Linked DNA regions of Homo sapiens: region 1 is linked to region 2. Evidence: read pairs that join two places in POLR2A ChIA-PET (ENCODE). Cell type or tissue: MCF 10A. All regions are shown on one strand. Links, peaks and the distances in the headings refer to the core of each region. The heading gives the core; the rest is flanking DNA. Region 1 holds the start of TRS-AGA4-1 (tRNA-Ser (anticodon AGA) 4-1). Region 2 holds the start of TRT-CGT5-1 (tRNA-Thr (anticodon CGT) 5-1).

Region 1 (16,907 bases), core at 3,373-11,372, 64 kb after region 2:
TTTGCAAGACAGAACTTGTATAAGTAGGATTTCTACGGATTTTTTTTCCTAAAGCTGAGGACTCAGTGGTGTGTCTGTCACACTGGAGAAGAGAATGAGTTCTACACTGAAGAAGTGTGAAGTCCTGTGAAGTCCTTCATCTGAGTGAAAACACTGGGAAGTGGATCATCCCATCCCATTTTTCTATGAGCAGGCCTTGAAAATCATCACATGACCATATAGCTTGGAGTCACCACTATTTCTCCATGGCTATCTTTTTAGCGATTTATGCAGCTATCCAGTCATATAAAAGCTATGCTGAGATGCAGCTGGAAAAGGGTCTTGGGGAAATACGAAAGCCCCCAGCTGGCCCCGTGACAGATCCTGAGGACAGCTGTCCTCTTCTACATCTGGGGAACATCTTTTTTAATGTACTGTGTTTTATCATACCAGCCCAGATGTTTTATGTCTGGGAAAAATTGACAGATCAAGCTGTGAGACAGTGGGAAATATTTAGCAAATAATTTCCTGGTGTGAGGGTCCTGCTATTACTAAGGAATATTCTGTGTACAAAGAAATAACAGTTCAATGGATTATTCCCCAGCAGGACTGGGGAATTATTCCGGCAGGATTATTCCCCAGCAGGGTGTTTTCATCTGGGAAAGACATCCATAAACAAGCAATAAAGAAGAGTGCCACAATTATTTTTGCATCTTTATGTACTTGTCAAAGAAGGATTTGTATTTTTCTCCTTTTGAAAACTATATAGTTAGATTGCGTTGTGAACTGACAAGCAGCCTGGATATGGAGAGTGAGAAGTCCGAGAAGGTGACAACAGGATAGAGAGGTATTTAGTGATGGGCTGGAAATGCTGGGCCAACCATGCACTGTGGATGCTCGCCCCACTAACTGGCTGTATGATCTAAGGCAAGTTCCTTATGGTTTCTGCTTTCTTTGTTGTAAGTCAAAAGGCTATTGCATGGGCTGATTAAAATACCATACATGAGGCCAGGCGCTGTGGCTCATGCGTGTAATCCCAGCACTTTGGGAGGCTGAGGCGAGCGGATCACCTGAGGTCAGGAGTTTGAGACCAGCCTGGCCAACATGGCGAAACCCAATCTCTACTTAAAAATACAAAAATAAGCCGGGCATGGTGGCGCATGCCTATAGTTCCAGCTACTTGGGAGGCTGAGGCAGGAGAATCGCTTGAACCTGGGAGGCGGAGGTTGCAGTGAGCGGAGATGGCGCCACTGCACTCCATCTTGGGTGACAGAGCCAGACTCCATCTCAAACAAATAAATAAAAAATAAAATAACGTGAAAATGCTTTGAAAAAGTATGAAGCATTATGCAAATTTGAAACTTCCATCTTAAGTTTATTAGAAAAAAAACATGTACATGTTAAGGTTATTAGAAAAACATAAAAATACAATTAAAAAAAGAAACTCTATTGAGTCATTATCCTCGCTATTATGGTGGTGTTCTGGGGATGAGAGGATACCTTTCACTTCTCATGTTTTCCATCATTCCAAACAAAGAAGATCACAAAGAAGCTTTTCCCATAGTCTTCTGCAGGAATTCCTTTGGGGGAAGCTAGGAGGCTAGGTCCATGGTCTGTTCTTGAAGCACCAGCCAAAAGCATTCCAAGGTATGGACATATGGGAGCCACTGGCAGAAGAGACTTCAGTAAATGCTGCACTGCTATTTTAGCAATTGCTGGGTTTCTCAGATCAAGCTTGGGCCCTTCCCCTCCTGTTTTCCAAAGACATTTTATTGCTTTAGTTGTGTGTTCGTTGCCCCCACTAATATTAGGGTGTAAAAGGGATACTAAGTTCATTTTGTGTTTTTGCATCTTTCATAGCTTTCATGTTATTAAATGTATACATGGGGGGAAAAAAGGAATAGTTTGACTAAGGATCAAAATCCATATCTCATTTAATCTGGTCTCTCCAACTCCATGCTTGGGACAGTTGATTTCACAGAATGGAATCTGAGGAACTTCCAACATTTGACAATGGATGGTATTTTTAATACATAGCCGAGCCCCCTAAGTCCCTTTCCTCTAGCTCCAGTCCAGAGTTTTCTCTCGAAAGATAGGCCCTTCTTGTTCGTTCTTTTTCATATCTGTGTTTTTGTTTATGTTTAAGAAGGAGTTTCGTGAGTTTTGTCAACAAGCTCACAGAGCAAACGATGACATTGTGGCACAAATTTACTGCGTCCAGGTGGCTTTAGAACTCTCCCAGGTTTTGTAACTTGGGAATTTTCTTTTAGCGGCTGTTTGGACTGAGATGTAAAAACGCCATTTTCTTTGCTTTTCCGCCTTTCAGTGAGACGGTGTGGCCCAGCGGTACTTGCTCCGTTAGGGGCGGTCAATTAAGTGGCTTCTTGTCGTCCTGGACAGAAAGGAATGAAGTCGTTGAAAGTGACGCTCAAGCGCGGGAGAATCCAAGTTTGGCGAAGTGAAACTGGCGACCATTTGTGGTCTGAGAAACGGGAGGAGAATTGTGGAGGGAAGAGAAGAAATCTCAGGTGATCTGCGACCCAAAGATGGCTTGGTGCAATGTGACAGAAACAAATACGACCGTCACTGGAGGGTTGGAATCCATGCCTCCACGGCGAGATCGAATCCAATGGTTAAGAGCTTTAAGGTCATTCATTCGTCCCTATACGCTAGTTAACTATAGACAGTGAGGAACTTCTCTGGCCCGATGACATCTCAACTTTATATCGCATCCAGAAAAGAAAATACTGTAATTAATTCTGAAATTTGCAGGAAGCAAAACAAAGCAAAATGCGAGCTCTGAACTGTTTGCAAAAACGCAACGCAGAAAGGAGTTTTAAACCGGAGCTGAAGATTGAGCTGGGGGGAAAAGTTCTTGCATCCCTAGAGCCTCGAAGCCCAGGTTACTTATCACGGGTTTCGGGGCACACTCGCTTCCCACTCCCCTCTCCCCTCCTGGCCGGCATCGCTTTCTCAGAACTTGGTTTCTTCCACGGACCACACTGTCCACGGAGACCTTAGTTCCTTGGAGAGGAACCACCCTTCCTTCTTCAGAATTGAAAACCAGCCAATAAGCCTCCGAATCTCTTTTTCTTTTTACTGAGTCTTTTATGAAGCCCACAGAAAGGCTCTCATTCTCTGACGTGAAGGAAGAGGTAGGGAGGGTACAGATTACATCAAAGAATTTCCCTCTGTGGTCTCTACGCTGCACAAGGGAGGCATTTGACATAATTCTTACTAACATGAAATTTGAGGCCAGGCGTGGTGGCTCACGCCTGTAATCTCAACACTTTGGGAGGCCGAGGAGGGAGGATCACGAGGTCAGGAGATCGAGACCATCCTGGCCAACATGGTGAAACCCAGTCTCTATTGAAAATACAAAAATTAGCCGGGCTTGGTGGCCGGCACTAATAGGGAGGCTGAGGCACAAGAATCGCTTGAACCCAGGAGGCGGAGGTTCAGTGAGCCGAGATCGCCAGTGCACTCCAACCTGGCAACAGAGCGAGACTCGCGAGACTCCGTTTCAAAAAAAAAAGGAAAATAAGTTAGAGCTATCTAATTTTTAGTGGATTCACTTTTGCTTGTAGATTTTTAAAAATCCAATTTCTTTCCAATTAAGTGTGGTTTGACTCTCATTTCTCATCAACTTTGGGACTATGACTCTGATGGCATTAACCTGGGCTGCTTCTTCCCAGCTCAAAGGATTACTATGTATTCAAAAGTGCAGTTGAGGCCGGGCGTGGTGGCTCACGCCTGTAATCAAAGCTCTGTGGGAGGCCGAGGGGGGCGGATAACTTGAGGTCAGGAGTTTGAGACCAGTCTGGCCAACATGGTGAAACCCCATCTCCACTAAAAATACAAAAACATTAGCTCGGCGTGGTGGTGCGCGCCTGTGATTCCAGCTACTCAGGAGGCTGAGGCACGAGAATCACTTGAACCCGGGAGATGGAAGTTGCAGTGAGCCGAGATCGCGCCACTGCACACTCCAGACTGGACGACAGAGTGAGACTTCGTCTCAAAAAACAAACAGACCAAAAAACCCCAAAACAAAAGTGCATTTGAACAGGAAAGCCGGCAGAGTCTGTGAAGAGCTGACCAGAGGAGCCTAACTGAAAAAGGAGGATTCTGTGACTGTCTCTCCTTCAGAAAAAGTTCACGCTCTGCTCCTTAGTGAAGGAGGGATGGGTGTTCCAAAGAAGTCTCTTTCCAAGGGAGGGAGGACATAGGAGCCAAAAGAAAACGCACAGTCCCAGAGAACAGGTTTTCCAAGAAGCTAGTCTAGCTCTGTTTTTACTCCTTCTAGATAAGATCTGTTAAGCTATCTAATTACAGAATTCCCCACTGCTTTCAGACAGCATCTAATCAAGAACAATCTCTGCTTCTTTAAAACTTCCCCTAAAATCACCTAACACAAGATATGTAGATCCTGTAAGTATTAATACTTTATAATAATCTTACCGAGGTGCCCTACGCTTCCTTATGGTGTGTGTTCTTGCTTGCTGTAAGGAATAATAAACCTAATTTATTCAACTACAGGTGTATTTCTGAACATTTTTGGCTGGAGGATGTTGGCACACTTTATATTCTATATGACTTCAAAATATGGGGAGAGGAGGAAAAGAGACCAATGTGCTACTATTGCTGGTTTCGGGGAGGTGGGATTATGAGTGTTCTTTCTCCTCCCCTCCACACCCCCAAGTGTGAGTTAGCTATCATTACGCAAGATTTCTTTTTCTTTCTTTCTTTCTTTTTTTTTTTTTTAGAAGGAGTTTCGCTCTTGTTGCCCAGGCTGGAGTGCAGTGGCACGATCTCGGCTCACCGCAACCTCCGTCCGCCTCGCGGGTTTAAACGATTCTCCTCCCTCAGTCTCCCGAGTAGCTGGGATTACAGGCGTGCGCTACCACGCCCAGGTAATTTTTTTTGTATTTTTAGTAGAGATGGGGTTTCTCCTTGTTGGTCAGGCTGTTCTCGAACTCCCGTCCTCAGGTGATTCGCCCACCTCAGCCTCCCACAATGGTGGGATTACAGGCGTGAGCCACCGCGCCCAGCAAATTTTTCTAATTAATTAAGATTAAGACCGGGCGCGGTGGCTCACGCCTCTAATCCGAACAATTTGGGAGGCCCAGGCGGGCGGATCACCTGAAGTTGGGAGTTCGCGACCAGCCTGATCAACATAGAGAAACCCTGTCTCTACTAAAAATACAAAATTAGCGGGGCGTGGTGGCGCATGGCTGTAATCTCAGCTACTCCGGAGGCTGAGGCAGGAGAATCGCTTAAACCCGGGAGACGGAGGTTGCGGTGAGCCGAGATCATGCCATTGCACTCCAGCCTGGGCAACAAGAGCTAAATTCCGTCTCAAAAAAGAAAGAAAAGAAAAAGAGAGAGAAAGAAAGAGAGACATTTATTTCACATATTGACACAAGAAAGATGAACCCTCGAAATGTAGATCCAAGGACTTTGATGTCGTTGAATGTTTTCCTTAAGTAGTCCTTGGTTTGATCAACTGTCTTGTTCAGTAACTTTCACAATCATATGCTTTTTGAATTTGTTAGTTACTGAAATAATTCCTCTAATGAGCATGTTACCTCTAATGAGCATTTAGAGGTTTGTAGAATTCATGAAGCCTTCTTTGTCCTTCTCACCTGAGAATATTTAATAGAACTTTAAACATTATTTTGCATATATATTTTGATTAAAAATTCTTATAAACTTTTTATTCATAACAAAAGATTGCGACTTTCAAATAATTTTTCAGAAACCCTCATGACAGAGGCCTGCTCCAAAAATAGTCCTAAAGGGACAGGCAGAAAATAAATAAATATTTATTTATGTATTTATTTTTGAGAAGGAATTTTACTCTAGTTGCCCAGGCTGAAGTGGCTGGAGTGCAATGGCTCAGTCTCGGCTCACTGCAATCTCCGCCTCCCGAGTTCAAGTAATCCTCCTGTCTCAGCCTCCGGAGTAGCTGGGATTACAGGCATATGCCACCACGCCCAGCTAATTTTTGTATTTTTAGTAGAGACAGGGTTTCATCATATTGGTCAGGCTGGTCTGGAACTCCTAACCTCAGGTGATCTATCCGCCTCGGCCTCCCAAAGTGCTGGGATTACAGGTGTGAGCCACCGCGCCCAGCTGAAAATAAAGATTTAAAATACATTATACAATCTTTTAAAGCAAATGACTGCACGTTTTCCAAAGATGGCCAATAAAAAACACATTAGTAATGCTCTTGTTCGATATAAACATCTATATATAGAAAGTAAGTGTGATGCATTCTTACTTTCCATGACCACATTTATTCTGTTTATCAGTCATGACATAATTAACTTTCTCTAGGTACAGATAAAAGGAAATTATTTGATTTTGAAAAAGATTCAGTTTTCTGGAAAAAAACTTTCTCCGTGATATATGAATTAAATAGAATGCTATGTAAAAGGCACTTTGTTACTTCCGGTTAAATATAATATATTAAAACCAAACAATTAGCTTTCTCAAGATGCATCAAATTCATTTTGTCGATTAACATTTTTCTGACCATAAAGTGGGATCTGTACATCTATGCATCTTGGGATCTGGCATCCACATTTAGAGTTCTTTGTTTTTTGGTTTTTTGTTTTTGTTTTTTTCATTTCATTTCATTTCTATAGAGCATCTGGACATTCTGCTAAAGGAACTGGCGAGTTACAAACGTAAAAAGGAGAACTGGACATGTGCTTTATTGGTTAAATTGGTTTGATCAACCATTGCATTGTTCAGAAAATTAAACCAAGTGTTCAATTTTTTAGAAAGTAACTAGGGTCTGTTAGGATCTAGGATTTTCCAGGAAAAGAACTCACGGGCCGGCTTTACTTGCAAATTTCTTCTTAACCCGTCTGGAAAGTGAGAGCGCGTTGTCATTTGCAAAACAATTTCCCAAACACAATGAGATAAATATTTTAGGTTTACATTTAGGGGCTTAGGGACACCAAGTGAGAAGATCCAGAGGTTTTCTGTATCGTTTTTCTCTCCCTCAGCTTAGCTGAGGGAGCATTTCCTTTTCTGAAATCCATTAAGCAACAGTGTCATTCAGTGAGGAGAGGTTGGTCTCCTGGAAGTTCTAGCAGAAGGTCCCATCGTCTAGCAAAAGGTCCCAGGTTTAAAACTAGGATTAAGGCCGGGCTCCACCTCCGTGGTGAGTAAATTTGTTTTCAGTTTCGAGGACTCCAGCAACCAGCACAGAGCCAAACTTGCCCCCAGGGGAGCTGGTTTCTGAATTGACCCGGTTTGTTCAAAATAAAGATGCTCCTGTGGTGGATACACTTATCTTAGTGCTTCCGAAGTTCTGTCATGTCTGTAGTTGTGCTGTCATGTCTGTAGTCATGCTGTCATGTCTGTAGTCGTGGCCGAGTGGTTAAGGTGATGGACTAGAAACCCATTGGGGTCTCCCCGCGCAGGTTCGAATCCTGCCGACTACGTTTGAAATTTTACCCTAAAATGGGGTCAGGTTAATATAATACGGAAAATACAGGAGAACTTGTATCATCTTTCACCCCTCTGGTTAATGTAAAGCGGAACGAACAGGAGCACTTATATCATCGTTAGCCCCTCTCTAATTCTGCCCTGGCGGTGTATGTGTTTGCTGTCAAAATGTCGCTGAGCTGCCCGAAGTAAATAAGCTAGTAACCACAGTAATCCTCCTTCACTGGCAACGTGCAGTGCTCCAGGGTCTCACCGGGTTTTCTCTCCTCCAAACCCTGCTCAAAATAAACTCTTTCAAGAGCTCGGTGAAAGTGTTTCTCACAGAAACCATGGAGAAGGTACAGTCTATGCCACAAATGGGAGCTATCTGTATTTTTAAAAAGTATTAAGTAAAATTGACTTTTAAAAAGCACTTACATGTATATACACATACCCATTACCATATCAGGATACACACCAGTTCTATCAGTCCATAAGCCTCCCTAGCACTGTTCCTTTATAGTCTCATCCTAATCCCACACATAGCAGCTGACAATCATAAATACTCTTTCCATTTGTATATTTTGGCCTTTTGGAAAATGTAGAAATGGAATCATACAGTATGTAACTTTTTGAGATCAGCTTCTTTTGCTTAGCATAATGCCTTAAGATTTACCCAAGTTGGCTGGGAGCGGTGGCTCACGCCTGTAATCCCAGCACCTTGGGAGGCCGAGGAGGACGGATCACGAGGTCAGGAGATCGAGACCATCCTGGCTAACACGATGAAACCCTGTCTCTACTAAAAATACAAAAAATTAGCCGGGCGTGGTGGCGGGCGCCTGTAGTCCCAGCTACTCGGAAGGCTGAGCCAGGAAAATGGCGCGAACCCGGGAGGCGGAGCTTGCAGTGAGCCTAAATCGCGCTGCTGCACTCCAACCTGGGCTACAGAGCAAGACACCGTCTCAAAAAAAAGAAATAAATGAAGATTTTCCCAAGTTGTTACAAATATCAAAATTTCATTCCTTTTTGCTCTTGAATAGAATTCCATTGCACGGATGTACCACAGTTTATCCACTCATTGAAGGACATTTGTGTTGTGTGACATTTGTTTCCAGTTTGGGGCAATTGTGAAAAAAAAAGTTGCATTTCATAATGGCTAATGATGTCAAACATTTTTTGTGTGCTTATTTGCCATCCTTATACTCTGTTTGGTAAAGTGTTTATGCCTTTACCCAATTTTTATTGGGTTGTTTTCTTATTGCTGAGTTTTAAGGATTCTTTATATATTCTAGATAAAATTTCTCTATCAGATACATGACTTACAAATATTTTCTGCCAGTCTTTATTTTTTTCAATGTCTTAACAGTTTCTTTTGCAGAGCAAATGTGTTAAAAGTTGATTAAGTCCAATGTATTTTTTTTTCTTTTTTGGAAAGTGCCATATCTAAGAACTCATCACCCAACTCAAGGTCATGTGGATATTCTGTTATGTTTTCTTTTAACAGTTTTATAGTTTTATGTTTACATTTGCATATATGATCAATTTTTTAGTTAATTTTTGTATAAATTGTTAGATTTATGTTAGGATATCTTTTCTTTCTTCCTTCCACTTTTCCTTCACTTCTTTCTTCCACGCCTTCCTTACTTTTTTTCCTTCCTTTCTTTCTCTCCTTTTCTCTCCTTTCTTTCTTTCCTTTGCATATGGATAGCCCATTGTCCCAATATTATTTGTTGAACAATTTTAATTTCTTCATTTATTTTATTTGCACCTTTGTCAAAAATCAATTCGCCATATTTGTGTAAATTTATTTCTGGAATCTCTGTTCTGATCAATTGATCTACATGTTTATATTTCTGCCAATACTTTACTATCTTGATTACTGAAGTTGGTATTAAATCTGAAAATCAGGTAATGTGATTATTCACTGCATTTTTTCAAAATTGATTTAGCTATTCTAATTCTTTCATCTATCCATATAAAGTTTAGAATCAGCTTTTCTCTATCTCCAAAAAATTCTACTGGAATTTTGATAGCAATTGCATTACATCTATACTCAATTTGGGGAGAACATATAGGATAATTCTGGTGTTCTTTTTCCATCCTTACACTCTTTTGTTTACTCTTTTATTATCAGAGTCTTCAAATAGTTATTTCATGCATTCTGCCCATAACTTATAGTTGTGTTTGATAGGAGAAAAAATGTAAAACACACTTCATCTCACCTGGAAATAGTAACTTGGGGTACTATCTTTTTATGATAATGAAACAAGATCTCCTAGAAATAAAGAATAAAGTAGCAGGGGAAAAGAAAAACATTTAATGAAAAATTTGGAAGTTACAGTTTAGAACTACTTCAAAAACAGTAGGAAAACATCAAAGATGGAAAATAGTAGTGGAAAGAAAATTGAACAACCCATTCCAGAGATTCAATATCATCTCATTACTGGGAGTTCCAGCAAGACAAAGGAAAAATGGAGGATAATTTTACCAAGAAATATAAGAAAAATTCTCAGAACTGAAGGACTTGAAGATCTAGACGGGAAGGATTGCCCTTTATGACTAACGCTTTTAGCATCAAGTCTAGAAAATATTTCCTTGGGTCAAAGTCATAAAGATATTCCCCGATGTTGTATTCTACAAGCTTTGTTTGCTTACTTTTATATTCAGATCTACAGTCAATCTGGAAATGGCTTAGAGGATAATGTGAAAGAGGTAAATTTAATTTTTTTCCTTGTAGATAATTATCTGATCACTTTTTTTTTCTTTTAGATATTCACCATTTATTCAAAGACTGGATTCTACGTCGTGGTATTGTCTATCTTTGGGCAATGTCATGTTTTTAAAAATTATGTTACCTTTCTATCTTTCTGTTTGGTAAAGTAAGTCTGCTAACTTTGCTTTCCTTTTTCAAGATGAGTTAGGCTACTTTAGTCCTTTTCACTTCCATATTATTTTTTAATGAGTTTATCAATCTCTTTCCAAAAACCTGATATTATTGTTACTAAAAATGCAGGGGAAATGGGGACTTATTGGTTAACAGGTATAGGGAAGATGTAAAAATTTCTGGAGATAGATGGTGGGGATGGCTGCACAATAATGCAACATACTTAATGCCACTTAACTGTACACTTACAAACGGTTAAAGTTATAACTTTTATGTTTTGTGTATTTTATCACAATAAAAATCAAAAAAGATAAAAAGATGGCCACTTTATTGACGTTGTTGATCATCTCTATTTCGTATTAATGTCTGTTGTTTGCATTAATAATGCATTAATATCTGCTCTTTGCCTCATTATTTCTTTCTCTAAAATTCTCTTGGGAGTAAATTATTGATTGGTCACTAATTTCATGTAATACATGCTTAGATCACTAATCTTATTTTATTTATATACTATAGTATTTAAGGATTTCTTAGTGCATTTCTAGCTGCATACTACATATTTTGATATGTACTATTTTTATTATCATTTATTTCAAAATAGGTCCTAATTTTGATGGATATTTTTTCTTTAAACCATGAATTATTTAGAAGTGTTTTTATCATTTTGCAAATAAATACAATTTTTAATTTTTATGTTTTGATTTCTGACACAGTTTTATTGCTGTGAAATAATAGCATGTATCTAACCCTGTTATGTTTTTGGAGCATTGCTTTATGGTCCGGTAAAATGTCAAATTTGAGATAATTCGATGTATGTTTGAAAAAAGTTTGAATCCTGAAGTCGATATGTGCACTGTTCTCTATATATGTATGTTATATGAACTGCATTATTTTGCTTTACAGTTATTTTCCATTTATGCTTTTATTAGTTTTTCAGAGAGGCATATTACACTAAAATATTACACTATAATTGTGGTTTTATCTGCTCCTCCTTTTACTTCCATGAACTCCTGGATTTTTTTTTTCTCCATCTCTTTTTTTTTTTTTTGAGATTGAGTCTCGCTCTGTTGCCCAGGCTGGAGTGCAGCGGCGCGATTTTGCCCAGGTTGGAGTGCAGTGACACTATCTCGGCTCACTGCAACCTCCGCCTCCTGGATTCAAGGGATTCTCCTGTCTCAGCCTCCTGAGTAGCTGGGATTACAGGCGTGCGCCAGCACGCCCGGCTAATTTTTGTGTTTTTAGTAGAGACGGGGTTTCACCATTTTGGTCAGGCTGGTCTCGAATTCCTGACCTCGTGATCCGCCCGCCTCGGCCTCCCAAAGTATTGGGATTACAGGCGTGAGCCACCGTGCCCGGCCTCTTCATCTCTTTATGTCCTAGAAGCCAGAAATTCTGGATGGAGAATGACTTATGTAACAGCTATAATTTGGAAATCCCGGACACTACCTCCAAATGAGCAACTGCAATAAGAAAAGCCTAGGAGAAAAAAATCTTGAGTTCAATTTTTACAGGCTTTAGAATATCCACTGGGACTTTAAATAAATACTGTTACTTAGACATACTTTTACATGTTTCCTTCCTCAAAACAAATTATGAAAATATAATTCAAATACAATTTATCTTATGAGAAACTCTGGATGATGCTGAGTAGAAGTTGCAGTAAAGGTTCCAATCAAACCCTGCTTTAAAATGAGCCTCGTTCTTTTTTTTTTTTTTTTTTTTTTTTTTTGAGACTGAGTCTCGCTATGTCGCCCAGGCTGGAGTGCAGTGGCGCGATCTCAGCTCACTGCAAGCTCCGCCTCTTGGATTCACGCCATTCCCCTGCCTCAGCCTTCCGAGTAGCTGGGACTACAGGCTCCCACCAACACGCCCGGCTAAGAGCCTCGTTCTTAACCTAGCTGACTCCACCTGACCTAGAAATGGCTGTCTATAGTCTCCCAAAATTGTATCATCATAACCTCTCCGAGACCAGGGAGACACAGGGAACCGGTTTGACCAGAATTATAGCTTCATGCGTGGGTGCAGATTTGCCTCCAATTTACAATATTGAGGTTAGTGAATCACGCAGCCTCAATTTAAAGAGTTTTTTTTTTAGCAGCTTTATGCTTAATTTCACTTGAGTAATTTTTTTTCTTAACTGTTACAACTAGTTTTCCTGATAGAGAGAAGGCCAAATTTAAATAATTCTCAGTCGATCGCACGGAACCTTCAATTATTTTGTGAATTCCCTGGAATCAAGATATTAAAGGTTGTTTTCCTAGAGGCAATAAACCTGATAACTCACCTATGTGGAGAAAAATATCCCGTGTCTGAAATTGAGTAGAGTTGCAGATAAGACATGAGTTCTCCAAGACTTAATTTCCCCGTTTTTATGGGGGACTAGAAGCGTCCACTTAATCTAGCTTTTAAGCATTAAATTGCAGAAAGCATAGAAGAAGTTCGGTCCAGTTCAGGTACGTATAAAAGTCGCTCAATTTTTCTTAATGAAGAAAGCAAGGCTCAGGACCACCAAGTTTCTGAGTTAATTGAGGGTTAGGGGAAAGGGAGACTTTATGGATCAATGTAATCGGCAAAAATAAATAAATAGATCCCCCAGGGTTTTCTTTGAAAGGGTGTTCTGAGTGGGCATAAACTAAGGATTTTTGCTTTGATACATTAAATGCGTTTAGTAGAATGCCTATAACCCAGCATGAGCAATATTTGGGTGAAGCGTACCAAGAGGGGTTCCATGGTGTAATGGTTAGCACTCTGGACTCTGAATCCAGCGATCCGAGTTCAAGTCTCGGTGGAACCTGCTCGAAGATATATGTATATATCCTCTTCCTGGACCTTTTGTTTTCCCCAGGGAAAACGCTCTCTACATAAATTACCAAAATCAATTTTCGGCCTGATATATTCCATGAATTCCTACAACTCCCGATAGCACACTTGATCTTAGTCAAACGGCCTAGAAGCTATGCAAGTCCCAATATATCTGCCTCTGGGTAAGGAGGCGGAATAGAATCCACTTTCCGGGATCACAGCTCACTACAGCCTCGACCTCCCCAGGCTCAGGTGATCTCAGGTAGCTAGGACGACAGGTGCGCCCCACCACAGCAGCGAAATTTTTGTTTGTTTGTTTTTTGGAGGGAGACAGGGTTTTCGCTGTTATGCCCAGGATGGTCTCGAACTCCTGGGCTCAGGCTATCCTTCCGCTTCTATCTCCCAAAGTACTGGGATTACAGGAGTGAGCCATCGGGCCCGTCCTGAAGGGATTGTTTCTTTCAATAATTTGTGAAGTCCACGGAAACATTTTGTCCCCTGAACATGATGGAGGAAGTAGGAAGTGCTGATAAACAGAATCTGCTCTTTGGGTCTTTATGCAGGAGAGCAGAGATTTTAATTACTACGAATGCAAAATCTGGGCAACTTTGTAATTCTTTCCTTTGTAGAGTTGTTTTTCTTTTCTTTTTTTTTTTTTTGTCGTTGTTGTTTTTACCTCACTTACTTCTAATATATGCAGCATAAGTACAATTTCTCTCCATCTCTGTGGCGAAGATAGTCTTTTACCTTTCTGTCAAACCAGTCGTACTGTGCATCCAAATGCTGTTGGCTGAAAAAGTATTTTTTGCTATCAGGCTTTAGTGTTCAGTAGCTTAAATGGTCTAATGTTGGCAAGCTCTTTATAAACTGTTAAGAAACACCCTACTCAAAAACAGACAAACTCCCGTAGACTGATGAGCGGTACGCCCTGCATCAAAGTATCGTATGCAAATCTGTGATTATTGGCAGTGTCATCTCTGAGAAACAGATAAATAAAGTTTATTTACGATAGATAGATAGATAGATAGATGGATAGATAGATAGATAGATAACTCAAGCGTCAAACACCCCATGGGCAGCAATATTACACCCCAGGCTAAACCCAGCGGCTTAAATCATACCACTTTGTGGACTCATTACCAGTAGAGACAGGATGAAGTCAGAATAGTGAACCAACTCTGAATGATAGGAGGTAGGTGGTGTTAATTCCCAGTACAGGTAGAAGACTGAGACGCCTGTTGGGTGCCGGGGTCTTGGAGCCAAAATCAAGAGATGAATTCAAGTTACAACTTACTGCCCTCTCGCTGTGAGACCTTGGCCATATGTATATGCCTGTGGACCTTCCAGTCTGTATAATGACTATGTTGTGAGGATTTACAAATTATAAGCCATGTAAAGACCTTGATGGTGATGTGTAGTAAGTACTTGAAAAATATGACCTGCTATTTATCCGTTTTGGGTACTAATAAATCTAACCCTGAATCTGCTAACAACTTGATAATTTGGGGGGTGCCCCCAGTGGAATTTACAAAACTTGAATTCACGACCCCATCTGGAAGTCCTCAGTTAAAATATCATTTCATTGTGCAGCATTGGGTAGTTTCTTCATCTGTAAAATGCAGATAAAAATATGCTGTTGGTGCTTAACTCATATCTTGGAACGTACTAAGTATTTAATGAAAATTACCTGTTAGTGGTAAAGCTTTTTGTGAATCCTGACTTCTTTTGAGTTGACAGTAGTTATGAGTATACCAAGGCGCTATTTGGTGCAGGAGAGGCTGAAGTCTTGCTGGCTGTGATCACAGGGATATATACCAGTTTTGAAGTAACGGCAACATAAGGTAGTCTCCATTCACTGAGTAAAGAGGATATTATCTGAATATGCAGTGGGAGGATTGTGTAGGAGAGCAGCAAATGGAGTACAAGAATTTGGGTAAGTTTTGAGGAAAGGCGGGAACTGCACCTGGTAAAACCGTAGTCGGCAGGATTCGAACCTGCGCGGGGAAACCCCAATGGATTTCAAGTCCATCGCCTTAACCACTCGGCCACGACTACCTACCTACGCCATCGCTGACGGCTGGGGTGAACTTATAATGGTTGAGTGGAGCGCTCGGAAATAGTTGGTCTTCAGTCTCGTCAGGGCCTCTGCTCACGAACGAAAGAGCTCATTCAGAGCACATCAATAACCAGAACATAGTGCATAGTGTTGCAATTCAACACAGGACTCCTAGACAAGCGACTCAAAGTTTCTGGGCGCTGGAGCTTGCCCGCTAGCTGCTGAAATCCGCGGACACCACGTTCACACCTAATTCTCACGAACCCGCAGAAAGGGAGTATTGAATTGAGAGTCCAAGCAACCTCAAGCCTCTGAATACCCATGGGAGAAGCAACGGGAATTAAATGAAGGCACGAGAGTGGGGGGTCATCTGCGTTTACGTACAGTTAAAATCTAAATCAGGAGCTTCTTCGATGACATTCAACTGACTTACTCTTCCGAAGGAACGGCTAAAACCGGACTGGAGCGGGCGTGCTAGCTGAGGAGGGAGCTTGTTTCTGTCCTAACTGGAAAAGATGACTCTGAAGAGGTCTCTGACTCTTCAGGTAAATATAATTCCCGTCAGTTCTGGTGAAGGACGCGAGACCATTCCCAAGAGCCAAGGCCTTCAGCCACCCGAGCCCGGGGAAAAGGAAGAACTCAGAACACAGGTTTCCAAATATCTTAGGGAGAGTCCAGCACAGAAAAACGCAAAAAGATGGAAACAAGTAAATGTCAGGATAAATCTAGCTAAATTAATAAGGTTGATTCTTGCTTCAGATACTACAGTATTGTCAGAGTGGAAAAATAAGGGGTAGACTTGAATCAGATTCCTTTTTAGACAAAAGTTAGGGGGAAAGTCTCGGAATTCTGGGAATGGAAGTGAGTCGGCCCCGCAGATACAAAGGGAAAGTGACCTCCATGACCGAGGCCGGCAATGTCTCTGATAGTGAAAGCGCGCCCACATTTGTTTTTCCCTCTAAAATAGTAAGAAATGTGTTCCCTTCGTTGGACTCTTGCAAATATTATTTGGTCTTATTACTGGGGCATTTGCTATATCTTCAATTTAGGTTAGAAACGGTTTGTAACCTTTGAAACAGTAAATTTATTTTCAAGTTATTTGTCCCTGGGCAGTCTTCGCAAAGTTTTGTCCTCTTACAGCAGCTTGTGCACCACCTGGGAACTTAGGAGAAATGCAAATTCTTGGGCTTGAACTCAGATCTCAGAATCAGAAACTGGAGTGGTGTGGTTCGTGTGGGGGGCGGGCGGGGCGCGGGGGAAGAGGAGGGTGTCTAGCAGTCTGTTTTAACAAGCCATCCTTCCGGTCGCGGAGGCTCACGCCTGTAATCCCAGCACTTTGGGAGGCTAAGGCGGGTGGATCATGAGGTCAGGAGATCGAGACCATCCTGGCTAACATGATGGAACCCCGTCTCTAATAAAAATACAAAAAAATTAGCCGGGCGTGGCGGCACGCGCCTGTAGTCCCAGCTACTAGGGAGGCTGAGGTAGGAGAATCTCTTGAACCTGGGAGGCGGAGGTTGCAGTGAGCCAAGATCGCGCCACTGCACTCTAGCCTGGGAGACAGAGTGAGACTCCATCTCAAAAAACAAACAAACAAACAAAAAACAAGTCATCCTGCTGGTACTGATGCCCACTGAAGTTTCAGAACCGCTCTCCTAGAGAAATAATCTTTTTATTTGTTTGTTTGTTTTATATTTTATAAATAGAAATGCGGCGCCTCACTGTGTTGACCAGCCTGGTCTTAAACTC
Region 2 (16,907 bases), core at 4,759-12,758:
CAGCCTGGGCAACAAGAGTGAAACTCTGTCTCAAAAAAATAAAAAATAAAAAATAAAAAAATTCTCCACTTTGGTGCTTGGAATGAAAATAAATCTCAGGACCCCAGAACCACTAAGACAAAGGGAAAAGTCAAGCTGGGAAATGCGTCAGGCAAACCTGCCTCCTATTTTAATCCCAAATAAGATAACTACAAAGATGAAAAAGCTACATACCTCCCTCACAGTTTTCCCACAAAAAAATTCCTTGTGGGCCTCAAGATCTTTACCCTAAAACAGTTCTGTTGAATTTTATCCTGGCAATGTAAATTGATAGCTTATCTTCACAGATGTGAGACAGAAAGTCATCCCTCTGCTCACCTGGGACAAATGCATATCTGATTGCTTCCTCTGCCCTATTGTTTATGTAAAAATGCAGTTTCCCTGAGTGAGACTAAGGCATAAATGACAATTTGCTGCCCCCAGGTAAATTGTGTATTCAGTGAATTGAGTCCTTGATCAAGGACTCAAAAGAATGCAACTGTTTGTCTCTTATCTACCTATGACCTGGAAACCCCCTCCGCTCAACTCCTTCAAGTTGTCCCTTTCCAGACCAAACCAATGTACATCTTACACATATTGATTAATGTCTCATGTCTACCTAAAATGTATAAAAGCAAGCTGTACCCTGACCACTTTGGGCACATGTCATCAGGACCTTCTGAGGCTGTGTCACAGGCATTTTCTGAACCTTGGCAAAATAAGCTTTCTAAGTTGATTGAGACCTGTCTCAGATATTTCAGGTTCACAGGTGGTATGTACACTGTGTAGGGCAGGGGGTGAGGGGGTAGGGGGAGGAGTGGAGGAATGCAGACCAGGAAAAAGTTGCACAGTATCTCTCTATACTAGAAACCCCTCTCCTGCTACACTAAAAAGGGGTACTTGTCACAAGATAGAGCTGTCAAACTTCACTATTTTGGCATCTCCTCTCTGTAGGATACAGTTAGGAGAGTCTCTGGGAGTGATTTTGGAGTCTACCCAGAATGAGTGATCTCCAAGAAATAATCAAGGCTTGGCAAGACACAAAGAAAAAAATAAAATAATGTGGAAATAGGGGTCAGTTGCCACAAAGATGCCCAGAAAGTCACACTAAAGCTCCCTCTCATCACTGTGGAGTAATTAGCGTCATATAGAAAGCCAAGTATTAGTCAGGATTCTCCGAGAAACCAGACGAATAGCAAATAGATAGACAGGTAGATAGATAGATAGATACTAGATATATGAGAGTAGATTTATTCTGAAAATTAGCTTGTGAGGTTACAAAGGTCAAGAAGTCCCATGATCTGCTGTCTGCAAGCTGGAGAGCCTGTAAAACCAGTGGTGTAATTCAGTCTGAGTCCAATGTCCTAGGACAAGAAGGGAGGCTCTAGTGTAATCCTACAGTCTGAAGATCCCAAAGCCAGGAGCTCCAATGACAGGAGAACATGCATGTCCCAACTCAAGAAGACAGAGCATTATCCCTTCCTTCACTTTTTGTTCTTTTCAGGCCTTTAATGGATTGAATGATGTCCAGGCACACTGGTGAGGGTGGATCTGCTTTACTCAGTCTGCTGATTGAAATGCTAATCTCTTTCAAAAACACTCTCACAGACATCCAGAAATGACATTTTATCAGCTTTTTTGGGTGTTCCTTACCCCAATCAAGTTAACACACATAATTTGCCATCACAGACCGTAAGAACACTAAATCCACTACACCTTTCTCTCTCCAGAAGGAAGGTGAGGCTGGTGATCGGAAAAGATAGGGTTAGTGGAAGGATATGGTCCTAAGGCTAATTATTTCTGACAACCTCATGTTAGAGTAGGCACTAGGCAGACATGAGCATGGCATGTCTGCCTAGCTGCCCCAATCCCCTGCCCCAAGAATGTCAGGTCACCAGCAGGTGATGATCAGGGAGTTGTTAAACTGTCTCTCTGGAATAATAATTGGTCAGCTGGGCGCTGTGGCTCACGCCTGTAATCCCAGCACTTTGGGAGGCCGAGGCAGACAGATCACCAGGTCAGGAGATCGAGACCATCCTGGCTAACACGGTGAAACCCCGTCTCTACTAAAAATACAAAAACTAAATTAGCAGGGTGTGGTGGCAGGTGCCTGTAGTCCCAGCTACTTGGGAGGCTGAGGCGAGAGAATGGCCTGAACCCGGGAGGCAGAGCTTGCAGTGAGCCGAGATCACGCCACTGCACTCCAGCCTGGGCGACAGAGCGAGACTCTGTCTCAAAAAAATAAATAAATAAACAAATAATAAATAAAATAAAATAATAATTAGTCATAGCCAGCACCAGGGAAAGGCAGTCTCCCAGTAGAGGCAGTCTCCCAATAGATAGAAAACATTTGGTGTTGGTGATCAGCAGCTTCCCAGTAAGGTCTCGGGAGCTGGGCGAGGGGGTCAAGCATGTGCACTAAGAGGCAAAATGATGGCGTTTAACCAGTGTCTGACCTTCCTCTAGGAACACTAGAAACACTAGACTGCTAAGAGAAAACACCTCAAATGAGCATGTGCACAACTTCAGTAAACACACAATGCATGTGGCCCCTCCCAAGGGCTGGCAGGCCACTGAGCATGCAGATAGCCCACCTTAAGGGAAAAATCAAAAGAGGAGAAACAGAAACCCCGGAACCATGCCAATGTATAAAACCCCAAGGCAAGGGCCAAAGAGCACACGGATCTCTCAAGTTGCATGCTTGGCCTTCTTCCAAGCTCTAAAACTTGCCTTGGTCTCTTACTCTACCTTATGCCCCTCGGACAAATTATTTCCTGCTTGGAGGCAATAACTGAGTTACTGCAGACCCGTATGGAATCACCACTCCAAACACTCAGACCAACAATTTCACCTAAGCTAGAAGAACAATTTAAAACTGGCAAGTTAGAGTTCTTCCGGTATGACAGTCACTTTGAAATGGCTAAACCAGCTCTACTAGAAGTACATAAGGCATTCACTAAAGATTATAAAGTAGTTCATAGAACACCTGAGTAAGCCAGAACACCAGGCTTGTAGACTATACAGCTAGAAACAACACCCAAAATCACACTACAGAACTGCTCACACTGTTGCCACTACAAGGCAATAGTTCATGGCTTTTACAGGAAAATGAACATATTGGCTACTACCACCACCAGAATGGATGCCTTGTACTGTCTGCTTCTTTATGTCCACAATTTCATTTCTTTTCTTTCTTCCTTCCTTTCTTTCCTTTCCTCCCTTCTTTCGTTTCCTTCCTTCTTTCTTTTCTTTTTTTTTTTTTTTAGATGGAGTCTCACTCTGTTGCCCCAGGCTGGAGGCGCAGTCTCAGCTCACTGCAACCTCCACCTCGCGGGTTCAAGAGAGATTCTCCTGTCTCAGCCTCCCGAGTAGCTGGGACTACAGGCGTGAGCCACTACACCCAGCTAATTTTGTATTTTTAGTAGAGATGGGGTTTCACTATGTTGGCCAGGCTGGTCTCAAATTCCAAACCTCAGGTGATCCACCTGCCTTGGTGGCTGGGATTACAGGCATGAGCCACTGCGTCCGGCCTATGTCCACAATTTCTGAATCAAAACCTGATGTGGATGAACTTGGTTGGTGAATTCTTTGTCATATGCTTATGCTCTGGATGCAAAGAAAATGAGTTCAAAGACAAATGAAGGGGGCTTTGTGCTGTGGCTCACGCCTGTAATCCCAACACTTTGGGAGGCTGAGGAGGAAGGATCACTTGAGGACAGGAGTTTGGGATCAGCATGGGCATCCTACTGAGACCCCGTCTCTACAAAAAATTTTAAAAATTACCCAGGTGTGGTGTCATGCACCTATAGTTTCAGCTACTGGGGAAGCTGAGGTGAGAGGATGGCTTGAGTCCAGGAGTTCGAGGCTCCAGTGAGCTATCATCACACCATTGCACTCCAGCCTGGGTGACAGGGAGACCTTGTCTTAAGAAAAGAAAAAAAAAAAAGACAAGTGAAGGGGATCAAAATATGGCATCTCAAAATATGCTACTATAGCATAAGAATTATTTTTAGCTGAAGGCAACTGAGTGAAACACCAGATGCCAGAAATGCTCTCTACCTTCCCCCTTTCTGTCTAAGAGCAGAGCATAAATTTACTTTTGTGAAGGTCTTCCCTCTCCCCTCTCACATACTGGGAAGAGGAGACAACTGTTATCATTGGAAATGCATCATCTACAATCTGCTTAAACAAACCTTATTTCCATTAACATCTTCCCCCCATCTGTATATTTACCTTACCTTACCTAAAAGCCTAAATGCTTTTCATTTGTCTTGTCAGTTCTCCAGAATTTATCACCCTTTGTTAAATAGTGCATAAGTTCTCAAGCCTAAACACTTCTTTGGGTTTTTACTTTCTTTTCTGTGAGATCCCTGTGTACACATTAAAATTAAAATAATAGCATCAAACAAAGTTTGTATGCCTTTTCTCCTATTATTGTTTTTTGTCAGTTTAATTTCCAAGACTCCACTCACTAAACCTAAGAAAGTCAAGGAAAAAGTTTTATTTCCCCCTATAGAAGATAACAGAATTGAGTGAAAGCAGAGATTGAAGAGCAAAGAAAAGAGTGTGCTATAACAGTAGCAGAATTAACAAATTAGAAACAGCAAGTAAAGGAGTTTGTGGTCCTTCCCCAAAAAACCGAGTGGCAAGAAAAGGTTAGTGAAAATTTCAAATAATTCAAAGAAAAAAGACAAACATATAAAAAGTTATAAATTTTATTGAAAGATAATGGATAACTAAGCAAAATCAGGTAACGTGTGTCTGAAGTTGAGAATAACTTCAGTGGAAAAGGAAATAAAACTTCAATAGAAATATTTGTAAATATTTATAAAGAAAGCCATGTTCCATGAAAAACAAGTACTTTCAATCCATCAAAACCGATACCTTGGCTGGGCTCTGTGGCTCATGCCTGTAATCCTAGCACTTTGAGAGGATGAGGTAGGCAGATCGCTTGACGCCAGGAGTTCAAGACCAGTCTGGCCAACATGGCGAAACCCAGTCTCTACTAAAAATACAGAAATTAGCTGGATGTGGTGGCACACGCCTGTAGTCCAGCTACTCAGGAGGCTGAGGCACAAGAACCTCTTGAACAGGGGAGGTGGTGGCTGCGGTGAGCCGAGATTCCCCCACGACATTCCAGCCTGTGTGACACAGTGAGACTCTGTCTCAGACAAACAAACAAACAAACAAAAACAAAACTGAGATACCTTTTAGGTCACCCCAGAATTTAGAAAAAACAAATAGATAAACAAAATGGAGACACATCCTCATGGTTACCAAACTTCTAAATGTAATTGCCCAAAAGGTTCGTCCTGCCAGCTGCCCAGGTGGAGCTGATTTATCAAGACGGGGAATGGCAATGGAGAAAGAGTTTAATACACATAAAGCCAGCTAAATGGGAGATTGGAGTTTTACTGTTACTCAAATCAGGCCCCCTGAAAATTCAGAAGCTACGGCTTTTAAATGATAGTTAAAAATTAAATTCCTCCCAAAGTTAGTTCCACCTACACCCAGGAATAATAAGGGCAGCTTGGAGGCAAAGGCCAAGATGGAGTCAGGTCAGATCTCTTTTATGGTCATACTTTTCCCACTGTTATAATCTTTGCAAAAGTGGTTTCAAAAATACAGAAAGAGGCCAGGCGCTGTAATCTCAGCACTTTGGGAAGGCAAGGCGGGCAGATCACCTGAGGTTAGGAGTTCGAGACCAGCCTGGTCAAAATGCTGAAAGCCCATCTCTACTAAAAATACAGAAAATACCCAGGCATAGTGGCGGGCACCTGTAATCCCTGCTACTTGGGAGGCTGAGGCAGGAGAATAGCTTGAACCCGGGGGGCGGAGGTTGCAGTGAGCCAAGATCGCGCCACTGCACTCCAGCCTGGGTGACAAGAGTGAGACTTCCTCTAAAAAAAGAAAAGAAAAAATACATTATTATTTACTAGATATTATTCAAATATAATAAAGGAGTGCAAATGGTGCTATGAAAAAGCATCTCTCACCTAGATTGAGGGCAAAGTGATACATTATTTGAAATCTGAATTAGTAGGACTTAGCTAGAAGAAGGGATGAAATTATTATTGCATGCAGAGAAAGCAGTATCTATGAAGTCATGGAAACATAAAGTACCCTGAGGGCTTTCAGAAAGGAATGATAGTCCTAATGTGCAAGCAACTAAAAGCTGCTCTGGCGGATTTTAGTGGAAATGAATAATCTGTGCCTGTCCTGATTCTTAAGCAATTTAAAGTAGATTTTCCAAACTTAGTACAACAAAAAGTGTTGGATTATTTCAAGAATCCAAATTACCATTTTGAGGAGTGTATTTGTGGCTTGTGGACATTATTATGTTATTCAGTATTTAGAACAAATGTGGTGGAGAGAAACTCCATCATTTTAGTCTCTGATATAGATTACTGATTTTAACAATTTATGTGAGCCACTCAGATGTTATCTTTGGGTGTTCAATTTTGCAGGCAGCTCAATTCCGATTCTAACGCATAAATTGAGACCAGGAGGATTGGTCACTTTACATTTAGGTAGAATCTTTATCAGGGCTTGCTGTGTTGTTTTCTTTGTTCTATATTTGCTGACTTTGATTTCTCAGGCTTCAGGTAAATTTTCTACCTCCTGCGGTATTTACAAACTCATTACATTCTGATTGTCTCTTTCTTTCTTTTTTTTTCTTTCTTTCAACAGGGTCTCAGCTCTGTCACCCAGGGGCGTGACCATAGCTCACTGCAACCTTAAACTCCTAGACTAAAATGATTCTACCTTGGCCTGAAATTACAGGCTTGAGCCACCGTGCCCAGCCTGGTTGTATTTCTTTAGCTGTGCTTCATTCAAGAAACTGTTACTTAGCAGAGACCAGGGTTCATACTCTGCAAGGCTCTGAGATACAATATTAAATAAGATATGATGCCTGCTATCAGGGAGCTTACAGTCCATTAAATAAGCATCATAAAATCGATAATTATAATGTGGTTTCTTTAGGCCTACAATGACTAAATTAGTGGGGACTCCTTAGGTTGCAGGTGACTGAGATTTGATACAAATTAGTTTATCAGAAAGAGACATTTATTAGCTGGTTTATATTGCCACTAATTCTTGTATTGGTAGATCTTCAAAGATTCCCACAGCTGAATTTCGTGTATCATCAACAGTTCAGATAGCACAGCAGTTTCATTTCCATCTGTTATGAGGAATTTTAATTTTAGAATTCCTTACGTTTGGTGATAATTTTGGTGCTGTGTATTTAGTTTTGGTTTTCAGTAGGAAGCAGTGAAGCCAGCTTGCTTCTGCCATTTTGGAACCAGAGTGTATTTCTAGCATTTCCTACTTTTGCTACCAGTACATTCCTGTATTCTGAGAAGGTGGGCTAAAATGGGTGCTTATCGATTTGAATAATTTCCAGTTTTAGGTTTTGGCATCTAATAAACGCACCCTTCGGCAGGGCGCGGTGGTTGACGCCTGTAGTCCCAGCACTTTGGGAGGGCGAGGCGGGCAGATCACTTGAGATCAGGAGTTCCAAACCAGTCTGGCCAACATGGCGAAACCTTGTCTCTACCCTAAAACACAAAAATTAGCCGGGCTTGGTGGTGCAGGCCTGTAGTCCCATCTACTCGGGAGGCTGAGGCGGGAAAAAATCGCTTGAACCCGGAAGGCGGAGGTTGTATAGAGCCGAGATGGCGCCACTGCACTCCAGCCTGGGTGACGTGAGCGAGACTTTGTCTCAAAAAAACATAAAAATAAGACACAAGAAGTGTAGGTAAACACCAGAACCCAAAGGGCAGTCTGTTAGGCCCTGGTGAGATTTGAACTCACGACCCCTAGGTTTACGAGACCAGCGCTCCAACCGCTGAGCTACAGGGCCACGATAGAATTGAACTTAATTCCTCTTACTAAAGCTATTTTCACTCTCGACCCAGTTTTGTTGCTGATTTTTCATTTTTCTCCCTCTTCCGATTTTCTGGCTTATGGTCAAACAACACAGATCCCTGCATTCTCTAATAATTTTAGCCTCCCCTCCAATTAGCTTTCGGCCATTGTTAGCCACGCCCCACTGTCTGCAGTACTTTTCACTCTGCTTAATGCCCAGGTATTCTGAACTTCAGTTCTTAGCGCCTTGGGGGAAAAGTGCCTTCATCTGTCTCAAATTCCCCCAAATCATAAATCAAAAGAGCCACACTGACAGGTGAGGGTAAGGGTGAGACAGTAAAGAAAGGGGCAGTGAAGCACCTCCCGGGGACAGAAGCCCAAGAGAGGCTCCGCCTGCTCCAGTCGTCTTTAAGATTGTATCATTTTGGATCCTCCACCCAGGGAGTAAATCCTTGCCATGTTTCTACTTCTCCACTGAGCGACACCGAAATCCAAATAAAAGAGCTCCATCCAACGGCGCTGTAGCAAAGAAACCAGAAATTTGTTCTCTTCCACAAGGGGAAAGGGGCCGGGAGGGGCATGAGAAAAGCTATTTGAGATTCGGCTCGGACAAGCAGACCGGGGTAGAAAAGTAAACTAAACCATAAATCTGAAGTCTCCTGTCCCAAGTCGGGGGCCCTGTGCTCATAAAGAAACAATATCCCTTAAAAAAATAAAATAAATAAAAACTTAAAAAGTCCTCGACTACTGACAAATACAAGTAACATTAAAACAACTCAGAAAAAAATGCGAGCCACTGGTTGGGAAGCGGGGAATCCAGGCTCTATGCGCCTGTCTTATCCCGAGGACGCAGCTCTCCCTTCCAGAAGACAGGCTGTGAAATCTGCTGTTTAAGAGCAATCCAGCCAGCTGTCCCAAAGGTCTTAAAGGGTAAAACAATCACATATTCCGCATCCCCACCTTCATCCCCCAAAGTCATACCGGCAAAACAATGCCCGTGTGACCGGAAGTGGTATAAACGCAAACAATAGGAAAACAAAACAAGAAATGGAAGGGCATATTAACGCGGCAGAGAGTGAGAGCGGAGAGAATGCAAGGTCAATTTTATCACTGTTCTCCATCCTGAACTTCTTAGAATCAATGGTTCGCCTCCCAGAGGAGCCAGTTGTTTGTTTCTATTTTCCAAAATCCTAAACTTGCCTGGGTAGAAGGGACCCTTTCTCCTGAAGCTCCTTGTCATCACCCGAGTACCAGAGAAGAGGGGGATGCAGGTCCAAGAAGGATCGTGAAGTCCCAACAAGCCTGTGCAGGGCAGTTTTTGAGAATGTCGTTTTATGTTTAGGTACAGTGTTCGCCTCCTGATTTCTAGTGCCTAAAGAAAAGTATAACCTCAGTGAAACACAGGTCTATTATGTTCAGAGGAATCGCTTGAACCTAATTTTTTTTTTGGTGTGTTTTTTTAATGCTCTTAAGGTATCTCAGTAGGCTCTTTTTCTTTCCTTGTCTGCTGAGATTAAGACTTCTGATTCTTAAAGGTATTCATTTAATACAGTATTCAGTAAAGCATGAGCAATCATGGGAAAGGTACTGTGGATGTCACTTCTTTATCTCAAGGAGTACACAGTAGTTAAGAGTAGGCAGGGCATGCATTCAAATCTCTACCACATAAGGCACTTGTGACACAATAGTTAACCTGCAAACACACTATTATATCGCAAGTGTTTTGGCAGCTACGCGAGGGCCTGCAAGGACTGAAATTCTGGAAAAGTACCAGCCTTAATATCTCTTACTTCTCACTTCATTTTCCACAAGTCAGCAGAGGCTTGCACCAGGGAACTTACATGGAGGGTGTCTGGAGCCAAAAGATAAAACAGACCTTCAGTTCTTGATAAAATTAGGTATGGCCTCTTTTACAGAGCTTTTCTCAACTTGGGCTCCTTCAGAATTAGAGAAGACTCATAAGTTAGGGGGTGGAGGGAAGGGGACAGTGGTGAGAAAACAGAGACATAAAGGAAAAATAATAAAGATGAAAGGGAGAATGCTGAAGGGGCGGGAATTAGGAGTGGATAGGTAGCCTGTTCCTATACACATTTCCTCTACCAAATTTGTTAGCCACATTCCCAAAGATGCCCTGACTCCACTGCCATCTCCCAGGCTCAAGTCTCTGGCTGTGAATCTGGATTTTAGAAAATAGGTAATGAACCACTTTTCAACTTATGAACACCACATTATATACTATATACTATATATAGGTATATGTAGGTACATATATGTGTATGTGTATAGGTATATATTGTATATGGAGCTTGTGCCAGAAGGCAAATCAACTATATCACTAATCATCTTTAGTTCCATTGACTCACTGATTGTAGGAAGAGTTCCTCAGTAAAGGCAGCAGTGCATTTAATTATACTTTGGTGCAAGCTTATCTTACCATACCATATCCATATGGAATATCATGCAGCTCTTACAGGTTTTTAGAAGAAACCGGCATTTAATAATACAGAGAAAGTTCATGAACTACCATTGAGTGAACAAAGCAGAGGACAAAACTTTATGAATGATCACAATTTCATTCTCAGTGTATTTGCAGAGCAAAATCTTAGAAGGAAATAAATCAGCATACTGATGGCTATTGGTTGACTTTTGAATTTATCTATAAGTCAAATGATTATATTGCAATACTTTCTAAATTATAAAAAAATATGCAAAAGTAATATTTCTTTGTATTTGGTTTAACCTTCAAATAAATGTGATTTGAGGAGCTGAATAATTCAGGATTTAGTAAATGTAGGATCTGTCCCTTTGACTCTGTGACACTAAATTAAACAATTAACTTTATTGTTTTTATTGTTATTAATTTCTACTTCCGGTAGGAAGCAGTGGCTCACGCTTATAACCCCAACACTTTGGGAGGCCAAGGCGGGAGGATCACCTGAGGTCAGGAGTTCGAGACCAGCCTGGCCAACATGGTGAAACCCTGTCTCTACTGAAAATACAAAAAATGGCCGGGTGGTGGCTCATGCCTGTAATCCTAGCACTTTGGGAGGCCGAGGCGAGCGGATCACGAGGTCAAGAGATGGAGACCATCCTGGCCAACATGGTGAAACCTCGTCTCTACTAAAATACAAAAATTAGCTGGGTATGGTGGCGCGTGCCTGTAATCCCGGCTACTCGGGAGACTGAGGCAGGAGAATCGCTTGAACTCGGGAGGCGGAGGTTGCAGTGAGCTGAGATTGCCACTGCACTCCAGCCTGGGGACAGAGCGAGACTCCGTCTCAAAAAAAAAAAAAAAAAAAAAAATACAAAAAATTAGCCGGACGCGGTGGCGTGCTCCTGTAATCCTAGCTACTCAGCAGGCTGTGACAGAATTGCTTGAACCTGGGAGGCAGAGGTTGCAGTGAGCTGAGATTACACCATTGCACTCCAGTCTGGGTGACAAGAGTGAAACTCCATCTTAAAAAAAAAAAATCCTACTTCTATTGTAGTATATACCTTTGCCTAATTAGAATGTTTTAATGAATGTTTTCAGAGCACCCGTTATATTGATTTCTAATTTCAGAGTTATCTTTAAGAGGGAAAATCACAAATGCAGGGAAGTTACTATTCAGGCCGTGGACCTTGATGCTCTTATAGACTCCATCTTTCTTTTTTTTTTTTTTTTTTTTGAGACGGAGTCTCGCTCTGTCGTCCAGGCTGGAGTACAGCGGCGCGATCTCAGCTCACTGCAAGCTCCGCCTCCCGGGTTCACGCCATTCCCCTGCCTCAGCCTCCCGAGTAGCTGGGACTATAGGCGCTCGCCACCACGCCCCTCTAATTTTTTGTATTTTTTAGTAGAGACAGGGTTTCACTGTGTTAGCCAGGATGATCTCGATCTCCTGATCTCGTGATCCGCCCGCCTCGGCCTTCCAAAGTGCTGGGATTACAGGCGTGAGCCACCGCGCCCGGCCTAGGCTCCATCTTTGAAGCGCCTCCCCACACTGCGGTCAGGAGAGTAAGGATCAGAAGTGGGCTTGGGTAAATCTGGTTATATTCATCAGGTGGATTGAGGAAAGATTATTGGAGGGCTTCTTTATAGAATTAAGGGAACCAAGAAGATGTGAGGAAATCTTCAGGGATCAGAACAGTGGGAATCTTCACTATTCCTAGGCATTAAGGGAAAAGAGAAGGGGCAGAATTGCCAGAATTTGGCAAGAGTTCCAGCAACGGGAGAGGAACCACCCACTAGGAGCTGTGCCCATGGGAGGAACACAGGCTGTCAGGGAGCAAGTAGGAGAAATACTGTACATGCATCTGCCTCTCTTCTTTGTGCCCTCTTATCTCCTGCTGCTGTCTTCCATTGGCTGAATCCAAACGGGAGCCAGGGGCCAAGTGATTTCTTTCCAGGGAGAAGAAAGGCAGATAATGGATCTGGAAGTGCAAATGCAGAATAATCTGCATTATCTGATTGTTCTTATAATTATAGTGATATCTTCCAGGAGTTTGTTGGGTGATGAATTTCTGTACTTTTTTTTTTTTTTTTTTTTTGAGACAGAATCTTGCTCTGTTGCCCAGGCTGGAATGCAGTGGGGCGATCTCTGCCCACTGCAACCTTTGCCTCCCGGATTCAAGCGGTTCTCTTGCCTCAGCCTCCAGTGTAGCTGGGATTACAGGTGCCCACCACCATGCCCAGCTAATTTTTGTATTTTTAGTAGAGACAGGGTTTCGTCATGTTGGCCAGGCTGTCTCGAGCTCCTGACGTCAGGTGATCTACCCGCCTCAGCCTCCCAAATTGCTGGGATTACAGGCGTAAACCACCGCACCCGACCGATGCTTCATAAACTTTGAATGATAGGATAAGTTGAAGCCTGAGTAGCTGATAAAAAATAATATTTACCTCAAGATATTTTTTATTTTCTCACATTGGGAGCACCACCACTGCAAGGAAGAGTATGAATAGGTTTGCCATAAACTGCTATGACGGAGGAAGTCTAGGTTCTTCCCAATAGATGCATCTCAGTGAGACTAGTATATAGAAGGCTCACCTTCTGTCAAAAAAGGGTGAGGAGGCATCTGGCCTGGGGAAGAATGCGATGCAGCTTCTGGCTTTAAGCAATAGCTTGGTTCATTCTAAATAGCCTGATAAGGCTGCAGTGATATTTTCTGGCTTTGTTATCCCAGTTTGTTTTTCTTGGAGACTTCATGAACTATATAAATAATATTTCATAAATATTTTTCTAATTATACCAATAGAATGAATTCTCTTTTAAAAATACATATGCTGGGACAGGCACAGTGACTCACGCTTGTAATCCCAGCACTTTGGGAGGCCAAGGAGGGTGGATCACGAGGTCAAGAGATGGAGACCATCCTGGCCAACATGGTGAAACCCTGTCCCTACTAAAAATACAAAAATTAGCTGGGCGTGGTGGCATGCACCTGTAGTCCTAGCCACTCGGGAGGCTGAGGGAGGAGAATTGCTTGAACCCGGGAGGCAGAGGCTGCAGTGAGCCACGATCTCGCCACTGTACTTCAGCCTGGCAACTGAGCGAGACTCCGTCCTAAAAAAAAAAAAAATGTTGACTTCCATACAAGTGTTGGAATATCCCTCTAATACTAGTGGTGTGCAAAACTGTGCAGGGAACACAAGTTACTGGTCTACAAAAAGACAAGCTTGCACCAAAGTATAATTAAATGCACTGCTGCCTTCACTAAGAAACTATTCCTACTATAATCAGTCAATGGAAATAAAGATGCTTAGTGATATAGTTATTTGCCTTCTGGCATAAGCTCCATATCTTGAAACAGACCAGACTATTAACTAACATTTATAAATTAGCACTGGGTTGCAGACCACGCTTTGAGTGGCTGTGCTTTACAGTCTTATGCCTCATAGTTATTTACGCCAAAACAGAATGTATCCACTGACAATATCTACATACATTAGTACTACCTTGGATCAGTAGACAGCTAACTGGTTCTGTTGGACTAAGAGTTTACATAAAAAGCAAAAAGAAGATTCTGATTTTGTAAATTTTGGTGGCCAGTGCCTGATAAACAAGACTCAACTAAAATTCATAGCATTTGTCCTTACAGCTAATGCCTGATGAGGCTATTGTAATACTAACTGTGTTGACCTTTGAAATACCTAATAGGTAAAATTTTGTGGAACAAGTACTTTTGCCTCCTTCTTTGTAGGATGAAAAGGGGGCCGCAGGAGCCGAGGAGACATAGATGCATTTCTAGCCAGGCATAAATAACTGAAACTAGGGTGAGGCGTGGTGGCTCACACCTGTAATTGCAGCACTTTGGGAGATCCAGGCGGGAGGATCACTTGAGGCAAGGAGTTCAAGACCAGCCTGGCCACTATGGTGAAACCCTGTCTCTACTAAAAATACAAAAAATTAGCCAGGCTTAGTGGCAGGCACCTGTAAGGAGAATCGCTTGAACCCGGGAGGCAGAGGTTGCAGTGAGCCAAGATCTCACCATTGCACTCTAGCCTGGGCAACAAGAGTGAAACTCTGTCTCAAAAAAATACAAAAATACAAAAGTTAGCCAAGCATGGTGGCACATGCCTGTACTCCCAGCTACTCGAGAGGTTGAGGCTGGACAATTGCTTGAACCCAGGAGGCAGAGGTTGAAATGAGTGGAGATTGTGCCACTGTACTCCAGCCTGGGCAACAGAGTGAGACCCTGTCTCTAAATAAATAAATAAATAAATAAATAAATAAATAAATAAAATAACTGAAACTGGGTTCAAAGAGCTTGGAAAGTAAAGTGGTTAGGGAAGTTCATTGGCAAGAATGTCAGGGATTCTATAAATGAGGCATTTTATCTCAGTTCCAAGAAAAGTCAGAACAGAAGAGCAATTGGGCCATGAAGCTCACTTGTATGGGAAAGAGACTGTCTTTATAACCTGCTTAGGTAAATAAAGAGAAATAAGTACTTTACCATCCAAAGAGGAGGCTGATGGAGCCTCCAGCACATGATTATGGTGGAGGAAAGTATGCCTAGCTCTCTGCTTTCTGTAGATATCTAAACCCCAAATTTATATCCCACCCCACTCCAGGCCATGCTTGCATGTAAGGGGCAACTTGTACAGAATAGAGAAAAATTGTTAGCCCAAGCAGTCTGTAGTTGGTTCCGACTCCTCACACTTATATCACATAAACAACAAACATATGGAAAGACATGGAAGTTCTAATCATCCTCCAGAAGAACAACAAAGAACTCAAAGTTATCAGTGCATACAGAATGAAAGGTACAGAACAAAAGAATAGAGCAATAAAGTCATGCCCTTGGCTTCATCTTTAGACCATGTTTTGCTGACAATGCCTTGGGTCTGATGTTTTCCTAGAAGACTTTTTTTTTTTTTCCAGCTAATGTGCCGTGGCAGAAGCCTTTTCTTTTCTTCTCTCTTTCTCTCAGCAGAATCAAAGCCTTTTCTTAATTACAGCATTATCTGTCATCTTGACAGGCTGGTAATGAGAAGCAGTTTTATTTTTGAATATCCAACAAGTCCTAAAGTATTCTTTCTTTAGTTTATCTCCCTGCTCTCTTATTTTACTATAGGCAGCTAGAAAAAGCCAGGTGGCATCTTCAATATATTGCCTGGAAATAACCTTAGCTAAATAAGCAAAATCGTTAGGTATATTTTCTACTTTCCACATTTTCTTTCTTTCTTTCTTTTTTTTTTTTTTTTTTTTTGATATGGAGTCTCACTCTGTCACCTAGGCTGGAGTGCAGTGGCTTGATCTCGGCTCACTGCAAGCTTCACCTCCCGGGTTCATGCCATTCTCCTGCCTCAGCCTCCCAAGTAGCGGGGACTACAGGTGCCCGCCACCATGCCAGGCTAATTTTTTTTTGTATTTTTAGTACAGACGGGGTTTCACCATGTTAGCCAGGATGGTCTCGATCTCCTGACCTCGTGATCTGCCCACTTTGACCTCCCAAAGTGCTGGGACTACAGGCGTGAGCCACAGCTCCCAGCCTCTTTCTTTCTTTTTTCTTTTTCTTTCTTTCTTTCTTTCTTTCTTTCTTTCTTTCTTTCTTTCTTTCTTTCTTTCTTTCTTTCTTTTCTTTTTTCTTTCTTTCTTTCTTTCTTTAATTCATTAGGTATATTTTCTACTTTCCACTCTTTCTTTCTTTCAAATTCATTAGGTATATTTTCTACTTTCCACATTTTCTTTCTTTTCTTTTCTTTTTTTGAGACAGAGTTTCACTCTTGTTGCCCAGGCTGGAGTGCAATGGTGTGATCTTGGCTCACTGCAACCTCGCTCCTCACCCCCATCAGGTTCAAGCGATTCTCCTGCCTCAGCCTCCTGAGTAGCTGGGATTACAGGCATGTGACACCACACCCAGCTAATTTTGTATTTTTAGTAGAGACGGGGTTTCACCATGTTAACCAGGCTGGTCTCAAACTCCTGACCTTAGGTGATCCACCCACCTAGGCCTCCAAAAGTGCTGGGATTACAGGTGTGAGCCACCGCGTCCGGCCTACTTTCCACATTTTCACAACAGTGTTGCTAAACTTTCTGTCTCTAGATAACAAAAGTCCGGTTTCTTCCAGCTTCTAGTAACATTTTCCACACTCTCCATTAAGCATCACTGACTTTGGGACTTAGTGACAGGCAGCAGTTGTCTTCAGGTGTTTTTACTCATATTCTCCTCAAGGTCTTTTCAGTTTCCACTTGCTGTCAAGTCCCAAAGTCACATGGTTCAGAATTTATTAATTATGGCAGTATCCCATTTTTAAGTAAGAAAATCTGCATTTGCTTGTACCCATTCAGGATTTATTGCCTCTCAGCTCCAAATTCACCCTTTTTGCCTGCTTCGTGGAAATGAATCTTGAGTCCTTGGTTTTCTTTTGCCAATTGGCATTGAAGCTTTGTCAGTAGAGGGCAGTGGAGAGACATTGCGGAAGAAAGTGAGTTTTGCTTCTTTCTTCCCATGTATTACTTGGCCTGCTGCTTCCCCAGTGCCTAGCTCCTACATCACGCATGCCTTTCCCCTGCATCAGTCTCCTGCAGCACCCAGCAACA

What was found. ChIA-PET counts read pairs that join two places held together with the same protein. Peaks named below come from ENCODE experiments on the same cell type or tissue, not always from the same donor. Only the 100,000 strongest peaks of a DNase experiment are listed, where the experiment ranks them.
Region 1: POLR2A ChIA-PET joins it to region 2 with 11 read pairs; 5 of 35 experiments call an interaction of 5 or more read pairs at or near these places.

Annotation. Positions count from the first base shown.
Region 1 is chr6:27,543,939-27,560,845 of GRCh38, reverse strand. It overlaps TRS-AGA4-1 (tRNA-Ser (anticodon AGA) 4-1), which reads left to right and starts at 7,352; the gene lies at 7,352-7,433. TRS-TGA2-1 (tRNA-Ser (anticodon TGA) 2-1) reads right to left here and starts at 15,157; the gene lies at 15,076-15,157. It overlaps TRQ-CTG2-1 (tRNA-Gln (anticodon CTG) 2-1), which reads left to right and starts at 13,023; the gene lies at 13,023-13,094. It also overlaps the pseudogene CD83P1. RefSeq lists silencers at 2,767-2,966, 15,010-15,139 and enhancers at 15,240-15,289, 15,310-15,449. In MCF 10A, for the core only: no CTCF peak of the experiment used is centred there; a DNase peak (open chromatin) is centred at 7,415.
Region 2 is chr6:27,609,331-27,626,237 of GRCh38, reverse strand. TRT-CGT5-1 (tRNA-Thr (anticodon CGT) 5-1) reads right to left here and starts at 7,882; the gene lies at 7,809-7,882. RefSeq lists an enhancer at 1,232-1,281. In MCF 10A, for the core only: a CTCF peak has its summit at 8,435; a DNase peak (open chromatin) is centred at 8,357.